Regions from separate parts of the Homo sapiens genome. Here region 2 is linked to region 1. A link is a loop called in an ENCODE intact Hi-C map of the cell type or tissue named here. Cell type or tissue: sigmoid colon. All regions are shown on one strand.

Region 1 (5,000 bases):
AAACATTATAAACCACCTTTGCTTTCGCCACCCAATGACAGCTGTGCAAAATGCTTAGTTCAGATTCCAATTCTGTCTTTTACTGACAATGTTGAGAAGTGACAGCGTGCTGGCAGTCCTCACAGCCCTCGTTTGCTCTCAGCGCCTCCTCTGCCTGGGCTCCCACTTTGGCAGCACTTGAGGAGCCCTTCAGCCCACCGCTGCACTGTGGGAGCCCCTTTCTGGGCTGGCCAAGGCCGGAGCCCACTCCCTCAGCTTGCTGGGAGGTGTGGAGGGAGAGGCGCGAGCGGGAACCGGGGCTGCATGCAGCGCTTGCGGGCCAGCTGGAGTTCTGGGTGGGCGTGGGCTTGGCAGGCCCCACACTTGGAGCAGCAGGCTGGCCCTGCTGGACCGGGCAATGAGGGGTTTAGCACCCGGGCCAGCGGCTGCGGGGTGTACTGGGTCCCCCAGCAGTGCCCGGCCCACAGGCGCTGCACTCGATTTCTCACCAGGCCTTAGCTGCCTTCCCGCGGGGCAGGCCTCAGGACTGCAGCCCGCCATGCCTGAGCCTTCTCCCACGTCTGTGGGCTCCTGTGCAGCCCGAGCCTCCCCCACGAGCACCACCCCCTGCTCCAGGGCGCCCAGTCCCATCGACCACCCAAGGGCTGAGGAGTGCGAGCGCATGGCGCAGGACTGGCAGGCAGCTCCACCTGCAGCCCCCGTGCGGGATCCACTGGGTGAAGCCAGCTGGGCTCCTGAGTCTGGTGGGGCCTTGGAGAACCTTTATGACTAGCTCAGGGATTGTAAATACACCAATCAGCACCCTGTGTTTAGCTCAAGGATTGTAAATACACCGATCGGCACTCTGTATCTAGCTCAAGGTTTGTAAACACACCAATCAGCACCCTGTGTCTAGCTCTGTATCTAGCTGCTCTGGTGGGGCCCTGGAGAACCTTTATGTCTAGCTCAGGGATTGTAAATACACCAGTCAGCACCCTGTGTTTAGCTCAGGGTTTGTGAGTGCACCAAATCGACACTCTGTATCTAGCTGTTCTGGTGGGGCCTTGGAGAACCTTTATGTCTAGCTCAAGGATTGTAAATACACCAATTGGCACTCTGTATCTAGCTGCTCTGGTGGGGCCTTGGAGAACCTTTATGTCTAGCTCAGGGATTGTAAATACACCAGTCGGCACTCTGTATCTAGCTCAAGTTTGTAAACACACCAATCAGCACCCTGTGTCTAGCTCAGGGTTTGTGAATGCACCAATCGACACTCTGTATCTAGCTGCTCTGGTGGGGCCTTGGAGAACCTTTGTGTGGATACTCTGTATCTAACTAATCTGGTGGGGACGTGGAGAACCTTTGTATCTAGCTCAGGGATTGTAAACGCACCAATCAGCGCCCTGTCAAAACAGGCCACTCTGCTCTACCAATCAGCAGGATGTGGGTGGGGCCAGATAAGAGAATAAAAGCAGGCTGTCCAAGCCAGCAGTGGCAACCCGGTCGGGTCCCCTAACACACAGTGGAAGCTTTGTTCTTGTGCTCTTTGCAATAAATCTTGCTACTGCTCACTCTTTGGGTCCACACTGCTTTTATGAGCTGTAACACTCACTGTGAAGATCTGCAGCTTCACTCCTGAGCCAGCCGAGACCACGAACCCACCAGAAGGAAGAAACTCCGAACACATCTGAACATCAGAAGGAACAAACTCCAGACGTGCCACCTTAAGAGCTGTAACACCGCGAGGGTCCGCGGCTTCATTCTTGAAGTCAGTGAGACCAAGAACCCACCAATTCCGGACACAATGTGACCTTGGGTTAATTACTTAGCCTCGTTTTTCTCATATATAAAAGGGAGATAATAATAGTTATAATGGTTAACACTTATTGTACACTAAACATTGCTAGTCCTGCAATCAGTAATTAATTTAATTTTTTTTTTTTTTTTTTGAGACAGAATCTCACTCTCTTGCCCAGGCTGGAGTGCAGTGGTGTGATCTTGGCTCACTGCAACCTCCGCCTCCCGAGTTTAAATGATTCTCATTCTTCAGCCTCCTGAGTAGCTGGGACTACAGGCACGAACCACCATGCCTGACTAATTTTTTTGTATTTTTAGTAGAGATGGGATTTTGCCATGTTACCCGGGCTGGTCTCAAACTCCTGAGCTCAGGCAATCTGCCCCCCTCGACCTCCCAAAGTGCTGGGATTACAGGCCTGAGCCACTGCACCCAGCCAGTAATTCGTTTAATACTTCCATTGACCTTATGAAGTAGACCTTTAGAATTATCCCCGTTTTACAGAAGAGGAAGCTGAGGCTTAGAAAGGTTCAGTAATTTGCCCGAAGTTACACAACTTGTAGGATCATCAGGAAATAAAATGGGGGCATAATTACTTGACATTAACAATAATGTGTAACCCAAGTGCATGGACAGGACATGAGTGTGGAAATACATATAACCATTTGACCATAGCTAAGAAAAGTTTTGGGAAGTGTGAATAGAGTAGACTTAAGAAATTATGGTCTCTAAATAATGCCACAGTGTTTCCTGATGAACTAAAGTATAGTAAATACATGCTATGTAAGCAAGGAGTACCCCTCCTACACATACATGGTAAAAATCACTCATTGAAAGATTGAAAGCAGGCTGGCCACAGTGGCTCAGGCCTGTAATCTCAGCATTTTGGGAGGCAGTGGCGGGCAGATTACCTGAGTTCAAGAGTTCGAGAGCAGCCTGGCCAACATGGCGAAACCCCGTCTCTCCTGAAAATACAAACATTAGCTGAGTGTGGTGGCACATGCCTCTAATCCCAGCTCTTGGGAGGCTGAGGCAGGAGAATCACATGTACCCAAGAGGAGGAGGTTGCAATGAGCCAAAATCGCACCATTGCACTCCAGCTGGTGACAAGAGCAAAACTCCATCTCAAAAAAAAGAAAAAAAAAAAGAAAGGTTGAAAGCAACAGAGTTTTCCAGGAACTTGCACTCCTAGAACCCTTCTGTATTGAGTCAAGATTCTCCAGAGAAACAAAACCAATGGGAGATTCTTTCCCCTTCCCTTCCCTTCCCTTCCCTTCCCTTCCCTTCCTTTCCCTTCCCTTCCCTTCCCCTTCCCTCCCCTCCCCTTTTTTCTTTCCTTTCTTCTCTTTCTTTCCTTCCTCTTTTTTCCTTCCTTCCCCCCTCCTTCCCTCCCTCCCTTCCTTCCTTCCTTCCTTCCTTCCTTCCTTCCTTCCTTCCTTCTCTCTTTCTCTTTGTCTCTTCTATTTAATCTGGCTCAGTGATTATGAAGGCTGAGAAGTCTCGTGATCTACTCTGCAAGCTGAAGGCCCACGAAAGACAATGTTCTAGTTTGAAGGCCTGAAAGCTGGAGAGCTGATAGTGTAAATCCCAGTCCAAGTCTGAAGGCCTGAGAGCCAGGAGCACCAAGGGCAGGAGAAGATCGATGTTCAGGCTCAAGCAGTCAGGCAGAGAGCCAGTTAATCCTCCCTTTCTCCATATTTTTGTTCTATTCAGGCCCTCAAGGGAATAGATGATGCCCAACCACAAGGGGCAGGGCAATCAATCTGCTTTCCTCAGTCCACTGATTTAAATGCTGATCTCTTCTGGAAGCGTAGAAACACCCTCACAGACATACTCAAGGTAATGTATAACAGATATCTGGGCATCTTGTGATCCGGTTGAGTGGACACATAAAATTAACTGTCACACCTCCCCAACACAGTCAGCCAGAAAACCACTTCTCAAATGATCAGAGTTAAAGCATGAGATAAAACTTGTTTGCCTTTCTGGTGAAGATACCATGCATGATAACATTTCAACTTATTAGGGCCAGGACTGGCAAATGTTTTCTGTAAGGGGCCAGATAATGGGTCTTAATAGGGTTCCATTCAGATCTCTTCTACTTCACATGTTATAAATCGGCACTTCCATCAGCCTGATGCATTCTGCTGTGTTTCTTAGAGATGTTATCTCATGCTTTCAGTCATGTGGGTGGTACTCTTCCTTTGTATCTACAGCTGATATGTATCAAGGATGTTTTCCTATTTTCATATTCCTTCAGTGACTTCTATATGATTCTGGGGGTGGAGGAGCAGTTGAATGCAGTTTAACATTTAGGTTTAGTCTACCACTTTTCTATGGAATCTGAAGAATGATTTTAAGTTTGAGGCTGGGTGAACTACTAGCAGAACCTATCCAAGCATTCCCTATATCCCCTTTTTCATAGTTTTCTGTGAGCCTCTTCTTGAAAGAAACTACCTGCTTCCCAGTGGGTGGTTAAATCTAGATCCAGGCTACTCTGGAAAAAACACAGGATTAGGAATGAGACATGATTTCCAGTCTCAAGTCTGTCATCAATTATTTATATGACCTCAGGCAAGTCATAATCTCTCTAGGCCAGGTTTCTTATCTATATATTAGAGGTTTGGTCTAGATTGATGGTTTTCAAACCAAGATCCTGTGCAACATGTGCCTGTTACCAGTGTAACTGGGGTTTTTGGAACTTGATATGGGGTAATGGCCTGACTTTTCCTAACTCTCAAAAACATAAGGTACTGAAGAGACTTTTTTTTTTCTCAATTTAAGGCTCTTTACCCATAAATCTTTTTTTTAATTTATGACTATTTGGACTAGCAGATGAAAAGTGTCTGTGATCTCCTGACCTTGTGATCCGCTCACCTGGCTAACATGGTGAAACCCCGTCTCTACTAAAAATACAAAAAATTAGCTGGGCATGGTGGTGGGTGCCTGTAGCCCTAGCTACTTGGGAGGCTGAGGCAGAAGAATGGCGTGAACCCGGGAGGCGGAGCTTGCAGTGAGCCGAGATCGCGCCACTGCAGTCCAGCCTGGGTGACAGAGCAAGACTGAGTCTCGAAAAAAAAAAAAAAAAAGAGTATGTGAAAAAGTAGTAAATGATTCTCATTTGAAATATTTGGAAACAACCATTTATTTCAGTTTTGAGGAAGTATATGCTTGTGATAGTGACTTTATTTTTTTTTAATTTTTATAATTTATTTTATTTATTTAT
Region 2 (5,000 bases), 1.2 Mb before region 1:
TTCTATGGGGCTCTCAAACTTCTGTGTTAGTCCAAACTGTCATCTTCTTAAAGGCTCCAGGGTTCTAGAGTATGCTAGAACCTCATAGAACCTCATCAGTACTTTGTAGTATGCCTCATCAGTACTTTGAGACAGGCAAGACAAAAGATAGAAATATCACCCTCTGGTAATACTTGGAAAAGTTGGAATGTTGTATGTATGGCCCAATTCTTTTCCTCCCAAGGTAGAGGCTGAGAGCTGGGCATTTTTTTTCACTGGTCCTTTCTGTGCCAAGCCAGGGGAGAGCTGTTATGAATATCTGTGCTCTAGTCCAAACCACCACCCTTTTTCTCAAACCACCACCCTTTTTCTCTGTGGATCTAGTGTATGTTGGGTCATGTCAGTACTCAAACACAGGTGAGACAAAAGCCAATCCTTTAGGTAGAACTCTGAAGAGTGGGACATTGTACGCACAGTCCAATTCCTTCCCTTCTCATAAAAAGTTGGGAGCTGAGAGTTCCCTCCTGGTAATAACGATGCTGTGCTGGGAGTGGGGATTACGATTAGAGAGTGTCTTCAGTTTTCCCAGTGGTTTCAATGTGACTGATTTCTTGTTGCCCAGGTTGCAGGAGCCTCTCAGCTACTTTCTTGAATTTCCATAAAGGGAATTGATATGTGCCATTGCATCAGTGTGTCCATGGGGGAAGGAGAGTCCAGGGTTTCCTATTCCACCATCTGGCTGCTATCATTCTCCTTCGTTTTTAAGGACACTTTTGTCACAAACAGAATTCTTGGTTGACACATTTTTTTTTTCTAACTACCCCCACCCCACCACCAAATTTTGAATGTGTCAACTTCAAAATTTATATTTTGCTTCTTTTTTCTTTTCATTTACATTTTCTATTTTGGAAGACATTGTTCTCATGGTTTCTTTTAGTTCCTTGTACATGGTTTTCTATAACTTTATATGCACATTTAAAATAATTGATTTAAAGTACTTATGTGGTAAGGTCAATGTTTAGACTTCCTCAAGGACAGTTCCTGTTCATTTCTGTTTTTATTGGAAATGAGCTATACTTTCTTTTTTCGTGGCATACACAGTTTTTTGTTGAAAAGTAGATATTTTGAAAATTATAATCTGACAACTCTGGAAATAAGATTCTCCCCATCTCCAGGGTTGTTGCTGCTTGCTCTAGTTGTTGTTTTGTATTTAGTGACAGATTGTGTAAAGTCTGAACTGATTTTGTAAAGGCTGTCTTTCTGAACTCATTTTGTAAAGTTGTATCCTTTGTCACGTATAGCAACTGAAGTCTCTGTTGGCTTAGTAGTCAACCACTGTTTTGACAGAGTTCCTTAAATACTGAGATTCAGATTTTTTTCTTGGTTAAGCTTTTACCTGGTTACTGTAAACTTTCAGTTAGCTTCTCGAGTTCTGAAAAAAGCTAATTCTGACCTTTTTTTGCCAGTTTATTTGCTAGTTTTATGGAACGACTAGCTTTTGGAGTTCCTTAGTCCATCATTTTTGCCAACATCAATCTCTAAAAGCATATACTTTTGTTTTTTAATAGCTCTACCAGTAGGCTTTCAATTTTACTGATAATACAGGAATTATTATTTCTTTTTTTATTATACTTTAAGTTCTAGGGTACATGTGCACAATGTGCAGGTTTGTTACATATGTATACATGTGCCATGTTGGTGTGTTGCACCCATTAACTTGTCATTTACATTAGGTATATCTCCTAATGCTATCCCTCCCCCCGCTCCCCGCACCCCACGACAGGCCCCAGTGTGTGATGTTCCACTTCTTCTGTCCAAGTGTTCTCATTGTTCAGTTCCCACCTATGAGTGAGAACATGCGGTGTTTGGTTTTTTGTCCTTGCGATAGTTTAATTAGAGCTTCTCCAAATGTGCCTAAGTATTTCTATTGTGTGGGGTAAAGGGAAAGCACAACAATTATATTAAAATAATTTCAGGATAGGATAATGCCTAGATGAGTAGGATAATGTCTGGATTGTTTAGGATTAGATATGATAAAAATAAGTACTTATTAGATACTAACCAAGTGCCTAATAGAGAGATATCTCAGTTTACTGCAGCTAAGAGTAAAAGTAAGAAAACTTAGGTAAAATTGAAATGTGAAGAAGAAGCTAATAATTTTGTAGTCATGTTTGTTGTTGGATGAGTAGAATGGCTGCATTCTTGAGGCTTTTGAGAAAGCATGAGTCCTACAAGTTTGGAAAGATTAACTGAAATGTTCCCTATGTACGGCCATAACATACAGGCTTTAAAAGTACCAAAGAATGTTCACTGAGAAGTCTTAGATGCTTTTATCGTAAATCATCTAAAAGATAAAACAGGAAATGACAATCCAGAAATTGTAAAAACTCCATAAGACCTTGTGTCTATAAATCCTTTAAATTTATCGGACTGAAATGACACTGGAACAATATTTAGGAAGTCACAGGAGTTTTTGCTGACATCTTTTTGGATTTGCTTCTTCAGAAAAGTTATTTAAAACCTAGAACCCATCATGAAACACAACATTTATAATAATTAAATTCTACATATACATTTTTAGTATGTATAATGTTCCAGAAACTGTAGTAGCCTCTGGGGAAACAAATATACATACATACATACATATATATACACACACACATATATATATGTATATTTGTCATATTTGTGTGTGTGTGTATGTATGTATATAAAGTTGACCCTTGAACACATGGGTTCGAATTGTGTGGGTCCACTTATACGTGGATCTTCTTCCAACTCTGCCATCCATGAGACAGCAAGACCAACCCCTCCTCTTCCTTCTCCTCCTCAGCCTATTCAACATGAAGAATATGAGGATGAAGACTTTTATGATGATCCACTTCCACTTAATGAATAGTAAATATATTTTCTCTTCCTTACGATTTTCTTAATAACATTTTCTTTTTTCTAGCTTTATTATAAGAATATAGTATATAATACACATAACACAAAATATGTGTTAATCAACTGTTTATGTTATCAGTAAGGCTTCCAATAGTAGACTGTTTGTAGTTAAGTTTTGGGGGAGTCAGAAGTTACACATGGATTTTCAACTCTGTGGGGGTTGGCATCCCTAACCCACATGTTGTTCAAAGTTCAACTCTGCGTGCGTGTGTGTGTGTGTGTGTGTGTGTGTGTATCACAGTTCTATATAGATAGTTATTCTCATATGTGGCATACTTAGAAAACTCAGGGATTGCCTGGAGTTTCTTAGAAGAAAACTAATGCCTGGGTGGGGCCTCAAAATATGAGGAAGAAGGGAAAAGTATGCTAGCAAAGAAAGTGGCATGAGCAACAAGTTCATGGAAGCATGAATGACTAAATATTCTAAGTTCAATATTAAATGCAAAAAGAGTAAAAGAGATAAAGCTCAATGAGGCAGGTAGTAGCTAGGTCATGGAAGGCCTTTTTTGCCATGCTAAGAGCCTTGGATCATATAATGGAAGGAGTGGGGAGCAAACCAGGGTTTAAGCTAGGGGTTGATGTGGTTGGATTTTCTTATAAAATTTGAGCTCTAGAGAGCACATTTTGCAAACTGGATATAGTGAGTAATAAAAGTGGTTTTAAGAGCCACAAGTCTGAATAGACAACTCTATTAGGAAGCTGTAGCATTAGGCTAGATGGGGGCTCAGAAGGGTTGAACCAGAAGAGTGATGGTAGGTGGTGTCAGAAGGAAGGATGTGAAACTTATTCAGCAAAGTGGCATATGATGATGAGAAAGAGGCAGGGGAGGATGATTCCCCTGATGGGGCAAAGGACGCTGGGAATACAGAAAGCAGCCTTTTTGCTTTAATTATTTTTATTAAGTAGGGAGAAAGGAGACAATGATGAGTTTTGTTTTGGAAATACTGAATGTAAGGTAATGTGGAATGATCAGCAGGATGTGTGAGTCTGAACCTCAAGGGAAAGTCAGGGCTAAAGATAAAGGTTTGAGATTGACTAACATAATACTCTGGCAAAGAAAGAAGGCAGTATAGCAATTGACAGGAGAAACAAGACATTATAGATAAATGGGAAGCTAGAAAATGCATTTCAAGAGATTAATTATGCTACTAGAGTTTGAAGTCCTTGAGGGATGGAATTCTGTCTCCTTAATTTTTATATTCTTGGCATCTATCACTGTGCCTGGTACCCAGTAGGCACTTAATGAATGTTTGTGGAATGAGTCAAATTTTACCAGCATATAGTCTCTAAATATAACATAAGCCATCTCTAGATTCTAATGGAAGTTTTGCTGATATGGTCACCTGCTTTGTTTATTTGATTACTAAAAATAGCATCTGTATTTCACTTTGCCTAATCAAGACCTAGAGGAGAAAGCCTAAATTCAGTTGTCAGAATATCTCTTGGAAAGAGGTGTGCTAACAATGAATTTGCAGGTAATGTAATGACTAGTTTGATTCCTATGAGATAGAAAGATGATTACTTCTATTCTTAGAGTGGATTGTGGAATGGAATAGTGTCAAACAGGATATGATAGATGAAGACACTGTATAACCAAATCTTTAAATATAATTTTATAATTTTACATTAACAGTGATTAACCAGAGTAAATAATAATATATAGTTATTTTTGATTTTTAGTTTTCCGTGCATTTATAAGGAGTACAAAGAATAATTTTTAATTTATGAAACTGACAGTATTTTAAAAGTTGAAACATGATCCTCTGCCTCTAAAAAACCCAATTTTTAGTGGCTTGTCAATGACTCTCTAAATGTTACTTACGGTCTTTGAACTCTATTCTCAGTTTCTTGATCTTGGTTCCTGAAGATCAGCTGTGCAGGACACACAGGTGTTAACACAGCTGGCTTGCTGATGACAACTCTGTCCATATAGCTGTCTTGTGTGTCATTATTCATATTGTTCGGTGTCATTCTGACCTAGCCAAGCTAAAAATGATACTCCAGCTCAAGAGGGATTTTAAAACCTTGACAAACTAAAGATAAGACACTACAGAATATCATGTACATGTGCTTAG

Evidence for each region. Hi-C counts contacts between places; a loop is a spot of excess contacts. Peaks named below come from ENCODE experiments on the same cell type or tissue, not always from the same donor. Only the 100,000 strongest peaks of a DNase experiment are listed, where the experiment ranks them.
Region 2: a loop joins it to region 1, with 2.6 times the contacts of the local background. A loop is called at or near these places in 2 of 110 quality-filtered maps.

Annotation. Positions count from the first base shown.
Region 1 is chr9:17,072,332-17,077,331 of GRCh38, forward strand. No RefSeq gene overlaps it. Among named protein-coding and RNA genes, the nearest start is that of CNTLN, 60 kb to the right of the region's middle. In sigmoid colon, no CTCF peak of the experiment used is centred here; no DNase peak of the experiment used is centred here.
Region 2 is chr9:15,862,719-15,867,718 of GRCh38, forward strand. The region is part of intron 23 of CCDC171 (coiled-coil domain containing 171); the gene reads left to right. Among named protein-coding and RNA genes, the nearest start is that of CCDC171, 310 kb to the left of the region's middle. In sigmoid colon, no CTCF peak of the experiment used is centred here; no DNase peak of the experiment used is centred here.